Linked DNA regions of Mus musculus: regions 2 and 3 are each linked to region 1. The links are chromatin loops, found by intact Hi-C in ENCODE. Cell type or tissue: gastrocnemius. All regions are shown on one strand. Links, peaks and the distances in the headings refer to the core of each region. The heading gives the core; the rest is flanking DNA.

Region 1 (3,248 bases), core at 440-2,939:
GCACGGGATTTCCCGAATTAAAGGTTTGGGTACAGTTTTTAAAGTGAGAAAATGGAGGTTAACCGAGGGACTCACTTGGTTTCCCAGAAGGTGATGATGAAAGAAGGGACTGTGTGGGCAGCTTCACTGAAGAGCTGCCCACAGGGCATCTGCCCCAGGAATGTACTGTGCCTCATTTATGGGAGAAAGCCCCGGCTGGACCAGCTGATCCTGTGGTCAGAGAATTCAGAACTATGTAAATCTCCCAGCCTTCCTAGCCTCTCCCCCACCTCCCTCTGTACGAGTGTGTTTGTATGTGTACATGTGCATGTATGTGTGTGTGTTTGTGCATGTGTGTGGGCATGCATGTGTGTGCACGTGTATGTGAGTGTGTCTGTGTAAAGCTGCCTGTGACCACTGGGTTGTAGTTGTATCAAGATCAGGTTGTTGCAGACAGAGAATTCCTGTATGCTCTCTGTGCTGACCGACCTGATCCGATGGCCCATGCTGCAGAAGAGACTAAGGTAGCTTTGTCCTGTAGAATGGTCCTTTGCTCCCTCTGGACAGAAGCGCTATCCATACCCTTTCCCAGCAGGGGACATGTGTGTAAAGAGCCATAGAAAAGGGTCTGTGGGGGTTGCTCAGTGAGCAAAGTGCTTATTCCTGCCCTGGAAGCAGGAAGGCCTGAGTGCAAGCTTCAGGGTTGGAGTAAAAAGGACAGACGTGGTGCACACCTGGGAAAAGTGCTGAGAGGGCAGAAACAGGAGAGTCGCTGCGCTTGCTGGTCAGTTAGCCTAGCCTAATTGGGAAGTGATGGCTGAAGTTGACCTCTGACCACCACATGGATGCTTGCAGGGGGGGGGGGGGACGAGGAAGGGGGAGGGAGAGGGAGACAGACAGACAGACAGACAGAGACAGACAGGCAATTACAGAGACCTGTGGTGGTTACACCTGGTACTTTGTACCTGTTCTGTGGAGTCCCTGTGCCCACTCTGGAGGTACACCATCCACCATTGGCCCAGCAGGACTAGATCTAAGTGAGTCCAAGGGGTTTCCTAGTTTCAAGTTGGCCTCAGCTTTGCTTGGATCCCACACCACTTGTCTTGCTGTGTTTTTGCCTCTCCACATGCCTGCACTGTTAGCCTTCTACTCCTCCAGGTTGGGAGTCACACATCTCCACATCAGCTGCAGTCTGGGTTCTACCACAGAGAACTCTGCAGGGGCATTCTGGGAGGCCACGATGTGCAGAGCGTTCTCTATACCAGCGTAACCAGGTTTTCATGTCAGTCTAGATTGGATTCTGTTTTAAGGACACAGGTAGTTTCTGCAGGACAAAGAAACAGTGTAAACTCACATGGAAACATGAGGTGCAAGGAAGCAGGAGAGAGAGGAGGGAGGGAGAGAGAGGAAGAGGAGGAGGAGGAGAAGGAGAAGGAGAAGGAGAAGGAGAAGGAGAAGGAGAAGGAGAAGGAGAAGAAGAAGAAGAAGAAGAAGAAGAAGAAGAAGAGGAGGAGGAGGAGGAGGAGGAAGCAGAGAAGGAGAAGGAGATAAGATGATTTTGGAACATTGTCTTTGTGTACTAAGGAGTGGGTCAGCTATGCTTGAAGCAAGAGGGAGCACACTGCCATGGTCACCGTGGTTTACCCTTAGCTGCTATTAGAGTCCTGTTGTAAGACAGTGGAATTCAATCTCCCTGAGCTCTGCATCCTGACCATGGCACAGAAGAGGGCGCTTCAGCAGCATCCTTTCTCAAGAAATGTAGGTCACCTGGAAGAAACCAAGGTTAAGAGCCTACTAGACCACGTGTCCCCTCTGGGCAGCTGTGACTTTCAGACCCAGATGCAGCTCATGGCTCACAGGCACAGACATGCTTTTTCTACAAAGGGGACCTTGGCCTCAAGCAGAAGTCAAGTGTGACACATGTCACACAGACTGAGCTGCTATAAGGAGACGGTGGCATGAAGTGAGGAGTGTGTGGTATCACAGAAGTAGACGGATGCCCAGTCCTGTTAAGCCTTTCCTCGGGAGCCACAGGAACTGGGAACAGAAGCAGAGGTCCCTGCGTGGGGATTGCTGGCCCCAGGTTCAGAGTGCCACAGGTCTAAGGCTGGCTAGCCATTGGGATGGCTGCCTTCCTTGCCTGCATCCTGACCTGGTCCTGGAGCAAAGTGCATTGTCCAGAGTATTGAGATCTGGGGTTGGTCCCCCAGATGCTGTGGTTCGTGGTCTCTGTGACTCAGTCCTCGTTTCCCACAGCGAGTCCTACCGTCTTTGCTTATCTTCAAGCTCTGTCTTGCAGATGTTGCTTCTGAATCTGGTGTCTGTACTACCTTCATTAGACGGCATCCCAGATTCCCTTCCTGGCTGTGACCTCCTAGGGGCTTAGGAGTGTCTATACATGGGCTCAAGCATTCATGAGGTATAGATGCGTGAGCAAGTGTGGTGGATAAGTATGCATACACACATGAGCATGTGTGCACACATACATCCTGGAAGACTCCTCATGGGATTCTCTGACTCCAGGATTCTCTCTGTTCATTCTGGTTCCTTTCCTCTCACCTTTTCGGTTCCAATCCCACAGTAGGTATGTACAGTGAGCCTCCATTAAGAACTTGTTGTAACTGGCTGACTCTAATAATGGTAAACTCCAACGAGCTCTCTGCACCTCTGGGAAGTGATGAATTCAGGCTGAAATCCAGGGCCTTTGCCGAGCTAAAGTTCCGTAGATGAATTCCTTACTAGCTGGTGGCTCTGTGTCCCATGGACCTCATTCTGTACCGGGCACTACCTAACTCTCCTCACTTGGCCTCCTACTCACATCCCACTCTGAAGCCCTAGCGGTTTGCCGTCTCCTTCCAGTCTCTCCTTTCTTCTTCCAGTCCTGACTCAGTCTCCTTTTTCCCCAAATCTCTCTCCCACCAAGGAACACTGTGATTCTGTGGGCCCTGGTTCTCATCCTGAACTACCTCAGCCCGAAATCAAGCCTTTGTCACGTGGTATCTCCTTCTGCCTGAGATGCCTGGGGAGCCTTCTCTGAAGTGTGCATAATGGGTAGCTCTGGTGAGGGCACAGGCTCGGGGCAGACCCCACCAGTGAGTGCATCATGAAGAAGCTGGATTCCTGAGCCTGCCAGGGCTGCTTCATGCTACGTGGCAGATAAAATCTTAGCATCAAGTGACTCAAGGTTAGCAGGACACAGGAACGCACACCAGCATTATTCCAGCTCAAGGACTAGGCGTTGTATACTTGTTGCTGATCCTGTAAGCCAA
Region 2 (3,248 bases), core at 264-2,763, 140 kb after region 1:
TCTCCCTGCAGAAGCTGTACCGCAAGGAGATCAAGCCACCCTTCAAGCCAGCAGTGGGCAGGCCTGAGGACACCTTCCACTTTGACCCCGAGTTTACTGCAAGGACCCCCACAGGTGTGTGCTGGTCCTTCCCAGCATGGCTGATCCCATCTAACTCCAGTAGACTTCGTGAAAGATGCTCTCTTCGTGAATAACCTTCAGCCCCATTCAGTGTTCCTGATTTCTCTGCTTAGCAGTAAGGTATCGGGGGCGGGACCAATTCTTACGATTCCTGTGTGACATCCACTTTGGAAGCAATTGGGGTTCTGTGGACCCCTCCTCTCTTGTTATGAGATTCAAGGTAGTGACAGCCCTCCCAGGGGCACACAAGCAAGACACAGGAAGGAAACAGGTAGTTCACATTTCTAAGGTATGGAAGAAGGTGCCCATCTTTAGGTCCTATTTGACAGATCCCAGTACAGAAACTTAGCTTCATGGTGTGTGAGATCTCTGGAGTCTCTGTGTGTAGTCCCCTCATATCTGGTCAGCTCCCTTTAAACATTAGCGTTCTGGTTCGCCATTTTCTCATATGCCATAATTGTCTTGGACCGTCATGACAGAGTAACACCAGAGGGTGGCTTAGCAAGAGATATTTGTTGTGTCATGGTGCAGGAGGCTGGGTTTGAGGTCACTTTGCGGGCAGGGCTGTTCCTGGCAAGGCCTCTCTGTCTTATAGTTGGCCACATCACTGTGTCCTCTCATGGCCTTTATTGTATGGATGGGAAAAGCTGTAGAATGTTGGCGTTCCTTACTCTTCCTGTAAGGGCACGAGTCCTGTGGGAAGAAAGCCGGCACCCTGACCTCCTTTAACCTTGACTTCTCCCACGAAGACCCTGTGTACAAACACAGCTGATGGGGCAGAGGGAGCCACTCCAGTGATGGTGTGCCTAAGCCCCTTGCAGACTCAGGAGCAGGTTCAGGCAGCCATTGTGGGAGCTACTGATGGCTGAGCAGGGTTTCTTTGGGTTTCCTCGCTACTTTCAAATAGGAAATGGCATATGGTTGTCGGAAACTAAGTACAAAACAAGATTACCAACCACGAGTCTCAAGTCAGGAGAAGTGGGGTAGAGAGCCCACCCTATTCTCTTGGATACAGGCTCTGGAGCAATGCTGCTGGTCAGAGAGATGGGCATGCCCTCCCTGTGTCATGATGGACAGGGCTCTGGGGATTCCTCTTGGGCCTGGGGTAGGTCCCTTTTTGAGCAATATGGCACGAAGAACATTGCATTGATTCAGGGCAGGCAGCCCCAGGTGGCTCTTTCTGACCTCTAGGTCCCACTCATCTCCAGGGAAGACCAAAACTGTAGTCAGCAGCAAGGCTGAGGTACGAGCGTCCCTGAATGTTGTCATGCTACACATTGCCGATGCCACAGTATGGTCAGTCCATGACAGCATGAGCCGGGGCACAGAGGAGGACGCCTGTTCAGCTGCTGAGACTTGTCAGCAAGTCAGACCCCAGAAGGCATCCTCCTGCATCGGAGCTGCAGATGAACAAACGCCAAAACCGTTTTCTCAGGATGAGAAGATGGCCTGTGAGCCAGAGAAGACTCTGCCAAGACCACAGAGATGCCAGCAGCCCCACTGGGAAGGACGACAGCTGTCATGAATCCGTCGTGTGAAGGAAGCTCCATGTTAAAAATGCTCAGTGGTTACACTGGTGAGAGCGAGGGCACTGGTGCCGGCAGCTCCACACGACCCAGTGCCTGTGCTCTCTGTATTTGATGGGGAGTTTAAACCCCAGCCTGGTTGGCTGGTGTGGCCTTAAATAAGCCTCTTAAGCCTTTTGTACATGGAAAACGATGCTTTACCTCAATATTAGCCCAAGGAAAGCCCATCAGACAGGGTGCGTCAACCCCGTGTCTAGAACTGCTTTATATTATTCCTCAGTATTGTGACTTGTTCGGATGCTAAGTTCAGATATCTTGCCAAGAGTTGGCATTTAGGGAGGCTGTAATGGAAGTGCCAGAGGCGCAGAGAAGCCGCTTTGATGTTGAGGTCAAGGTAAACTTTGCCCAGCAGGAGCGCTGAGTAACCTCCAAGTCCAAGAGCCAGAGTGATGGGATTCTGAGACAGACTAGACACACAGAGGGTATTTCTCATGGTAGGCTTTCTGAAGTCTCCATCAAAGTGAAGCCAGCTAGCTTGTGCTTCTGGGTCGCGTGTCAGCTGCTCAGCGGGCCTGCCGATCTAAGGTTTGAAATCGTATCCCATTGGGCAGAATGCTCCCAAAGGTTGTTCCTGCATGTGAAAGTTTACTTTTTACAATTTAACTTGTAATTTTGATCTTCTGCGTGCGTGTACTATGCTGGTGTTCAGCCACCTTTTAACCGAGTATAAAGCTTTCTAAATTCTGCTTATACTATTTGCCATTTGCGCTCCGTCCAGCCTCAAAAATCAACTATCAGTTCCTCCAGCTTCTTATAACGGCCTCCTCGCACTTCAGTGGACTGGCCGTACTTGTGCTTCAGCTGACTTCTGGGCTCTAAGCAGAGGGCGTCTTTAGTAGCCGGAAAACATTGCTGACTTGAGCCGCATTTTCTCACTTCTAAAATGCATCAGGTCAAGTTCATGTGGCCTGTTCCCTACACACATGCACAAGCGTGCGCGCACACATACACACACACACACACACACACACACACACACACACACACACACACATGTGCTATAAACAGACCCTGAAGGTACAGTGGTCTGTACCCTCACCGTTGCCAGGCTCAAGGAATTCCTAGAATCGCCCAAGTTCTTAACCTTAAGCCTCAATCCCTGAGATTGGCATAAGCGTTGTTAACTGTTTTTCTCTGGTCCAGTCTCTTAGTGCTAAGAGAAAGCAAGAAAACAGACCTCAAAGTTAGACTCTTCATGCTGCGAAAAGAAAGACAGATCTGCAGAGCTTGACAGAACAAGGGCCCATCCGTCTGTAGGGCCCATGTTGAGGGAAGCAGCCTGTCTACATTAAAGTGCCGACTGCCACTGGGCGGCTCGCTGTGCATAACTTCACATTCTAAAAACATCACTGCCGTGGTCTCCGTGTAACTGAGCATCCCCAGTCTGGCACATTTGGGGCTTATTTCTAAGCAGTCAGACCTGGTCACATTCAGGGTCACATTAGTATCTGTCTGCATGGGAGACAGACCCTCTTTGTTAGGCAGCGAGACTTGCCTCTCTTCCTTTTCTATCCAGGAGACTTGAGATGTGGTATTGTTTGG
Region 3 (3,248 bases), core at 264-2,763, 120 kb after region 1:
GGTCGCACCCAGAATCCTCATGCTTACATTTATTAGCAGATATCCTTAGTTCATGCTAAGCAAGCATTTTACCACAGATCTACACCTCCAGCCATTTTATTCCTTTTGACACAGGTCTTACTAAATTATCCAGGATGCCCTTAAACTCACTCTGCTTGGCCTTGAATTTGAGATTATTCTTCCTGTCTCCAGAGGAGCTGGGTCAGAGCATACTGGAGGACTCCTGCCGCTCAGAACACACTACTGCTGAGTGCCTTTGTAGGACTCAGATTCCCCACAGTGCAGGCGACTGCTGTTCACATCACTGCCACTTGCCTCTGAACCATGTCTGGAGGGCTAGACTGACTCCATCCTTCTAAATGTCTGGTTCCAGCCAGTTCTTTCTGGGTGAGCCTGGAGCACGCCTCATGCCCCTTCCTGAGTGGCTTACACTGTCCAGTGTAAGTATAGCCATGCTCAGTGGACCTTGAGGCAGTCCTCAAGGGGAGGATGACAGCCTGTGACAGGCGTGACAGCTGCTGCTTACTGACCAGGAGATCAAGTCAGGGCACTTGACTGAGCGCTGTGCAGTCATCACCCTTAGACAAGTCCTCACAGTGGTGCTATAAGTAGGCCAAAGGAGAACTCTCTGGCTCACGTATAAACAAGGAGGCAACCAGGTGTAATCCCAGCACTTTGGAGGCAGAGGCAGGCAGATTTCTGTGAGTTCAAAGCCAGCCTGATTTATGGAGTGAGTTCAAAAACAGTCAAGGCTACACAGAGAAATCCTGTCTTGGAAAACAGCAAACAACAACAACAACAAACTCAACCAAAACCAAAACCAGGGAAGCAGCCACGATAATTGCTTTTGGCTGCAAAAACAAAACAAAACAAACCCCATATTTGAGCCTGTTGCTTGCCTCTCATAGAGGTGTGGAGTTCCTCGTTAAATGGGCCACAGACAGTGGGAAGCAAAGGCACAGATGAGCCTCTGTGTCCTTCCCTAACTGAGTATTGGACCTGACCTGGCCATGTCTAGCTAAATGACTGTGGGAGGTCAGCTCTTCTCCCAGCTGGTCAAGGACCCAGCTGGTCAGTCCCTGAGGTCTCTCATGACCTCCCAAGCCCACAGCTTTGCATACCCTTCCTGTCAGGGAGGCATCCAGGGTCCTCATTGCACCTGTGGAACCCATCATCACATTCCACTCGTTCCTGCCGTCCTCCCTCCGACCGTGAGGTTTGAGGAACCTGTTATATCTGGCTTTTTCATAAACACTTGCCTTTTAGGACATCAGGGAAATACAAGAACTCCATGTTGGAAACCTCAGAGGAGGGACAGGTTCTCCCTGACTACCACAGTGCTTCAGGCACGGCCTCTACTGTTTAAAAAAAAAAAAATATGGTGAGGTCTGACAGCGGCTTCCAAGGGGGCTTTGGCATTCCAGAGCAAAGTCAGGTGACAGTAACCCATTCAGAGCCCAAAGTTGGAGCCAAGCGTTGGGGCTTTTATTAACGGTGCAGCAGCGGAGCATTGTCCGTGGTGGCTCCAGTCCACAGGGACAGACTTGGAAATGCTCTCCGAGGCTGGCCTTGTGTTGAATCCTTGGGGATCTGCCAGATTTGCAAGGAAACTGTCTTTAATTCACACCTGGATGCTGTCCAATGGAATTTACTTATGTGAAGGCTGTCTCTTTTCTCTCTCCCTGTGCAGAGGCTCCTGGACGCTCTCTGCAATTGAACTTGCTGAATTGTTATGAGAATCTCAATTTATTTGTTTTCCTTTATACACTCTTCATTCTGCACAGCCAATGTGCATAAAAGATAGGAAGGTTTCGAAAAACAGTAGAAGAGAGATAATTACATAAAATTCTAGTCTTAACAGATTTGTGTTTATTTTGAGATTGTATTTATCGGCTCCAGAGGCATCCAGCAAGGGCTTCAGTCCTTTACCAGACTTCCTGTCTCGAGAGGCGGTTGTGATCACAGACTTCTTGCTTCCTGAGAATGTCTTCAAGCTTGTTTCCCTTTTTTGCGTGTTGGGATAAAACAAAAAGCTCTGGTTCTTTCATACCTCACAGATTCGGATGAGGTTAGAGATGCGGTGACCTCCAACCTTGGCAGGGTCTCCGTGAACTGATGGCACCCTGGGATGCTGGCCTGAATTCATCCCGCAATAATCCTGGCTGAATAGCGAAAGCCCACGAGCTTAGTCCAGTGTCCCCAGGAAGGTCCCCAGGAAGGTTTCTGTGCACACGAGCTAGCTGGACCGCTCCTGTGGGCAGCACCCAGCCACAGCAGAGTGAGGCCGAGCCTGTGACATATGGCCACATGCTTCAGCATAAAGGGGAAGGGGCTAAGCACACTGCCCACAACAGCCCAGGATGGCCTGTCTTCAGTAGAAGCCAGGGTAGGAGAGAGACAGATGCCCAAAGGCGAACACAGATGTTCTCATCTGCTAGCTGGGCAGGAGAGGGGCATCCCTCCACCTTGTGCTCTGCTGTCTGGCTCCTTAAACAGTAAGCACATTAATTTTATGATTCTAAGAGGTTTTGGGGTTTTTTTTTTTGTTGTTGTTGTTTTGTTTTGTTTTGTTTAGGTGGGGAGCTGTTTTGAAGGGAAAAATTCAATATTTAGAGATACATGGCAGGGGACCGTAAGAAGTTCACTTTTCCCCACCCTCAGGGCCACACTAGCTCTCTTTAACAGATAGGTGAGCCGGGCGGGGGGGGTTGTCGCACTTGTACTCAGCACAAGGGTTGTCAGGGTTTGATGAAACAGCACAGACCACAAAATGGGGCTGAGACAGAGAACAAGACGGTGGGGGGAAACCCAGGGGCTTTGCAAGGCCTGCTACAGACCCCACCCACCCAGCCTGCACTCCACTCTCAGGACCCCGTATCTTGACCACCATATGAGAGGTCAGAATCTGTGCCCCGATCCTGCTTGGAGAGGTGGGCAAGAGTGGTGGTACCCATAGGCCTGTCTGCTGCCTTTGGAAACAAGGGGTCCTGGCTTCTCTGCACTCTGTGGAGAGAAGAAATGTTAGTGTCTCACTTGCTCCAGAGAAAGCTGGTGAGATGGGTTGGAGGGGGGAGGGGGACTCTGTCATCCAGGGATTTGCTTTGGGGTTCATTTTCTGAGCCCCACTATGTTGCATATGGCACAGGGCAATCTTCCAGCTTTCCTGGCACGGAACATGATCTTAGAAGGGTCCCATTTGAGCCCCTCATTCATACGCTGGCCTTAGAGGTCTTCCCAAATCTGACAGA

The links. Hi-C counts contacts between places; a loop is a spot of excess contacts. Peaks named below come from ENCODE experiments on the same cell type or tissue, not always from the same donor. Only the 100,000 strongest peaks of a DNase experiment are listed, where the experiment ranks them.
Region 2: it touches region 1 in a loop (1.8-fold over the local background); 2 of 42 quality-filtered maps call a loop at or near these places.
Region 3: a loop joins it to region 1, with 2.0 times the contacts of the local background. A loop is called at or near these places in 3 of 42 quality-filtered maps.

The regions. Positions count from the first base shown.
Region 1 is chr17:7,140,820-7,144,067 of GRCm38, forward strand. It overlaps a transcript of Rps6ka2 not described here. Among named protein-coding and RNA genes, the nearest start is that of Rps6ka2, 28 kb to the right of the region's middle. In gastrocnemius, for the core only: a CTCF peak has its summit at 1,703 (motif pointing right); a DNase peak (open chromatin) is centred at 1,719; H3K4me3 peaks cover 682 bases; H3K27ac peaks cover 2,500 bases.
Region 2 is chr17:7,277,452-7,280,699 of GRCm38, forward strand. Rps6ka2 (ribosomal protein S6 kinase, polypeptide 2) reads left to right here. Exons shown (of 21, transcript NM_011299.4): 12 at 12-114. Among named protein-coding and RNA genes, the nearest start is that of Tcp10a, 46 kb to the right of the region's middle. In gastrocnemius, for the core only: no CTCF peak of the experiment used is centred there; a DNase peak (open chromatin) is centred at 1,581.
Region 3 is chr17:7,264,346-7,267,593 of GRCm38, forward strand. All of the region lies in intron 10 of Rps6ka2 (ribosomal protein S6 kinase, polypeptide 2), which reads left to right. Among named protein-coding and RNA genes, the nearest start is that of Tcp10a, 59 kb to the right of the region's middle. In gastrocnemius, for the core only: no CTCF peak of the experiment used is centred there; a DNase peak (open chromatin) is centred at 1,517; H3K27ac peaks cover 291 bases.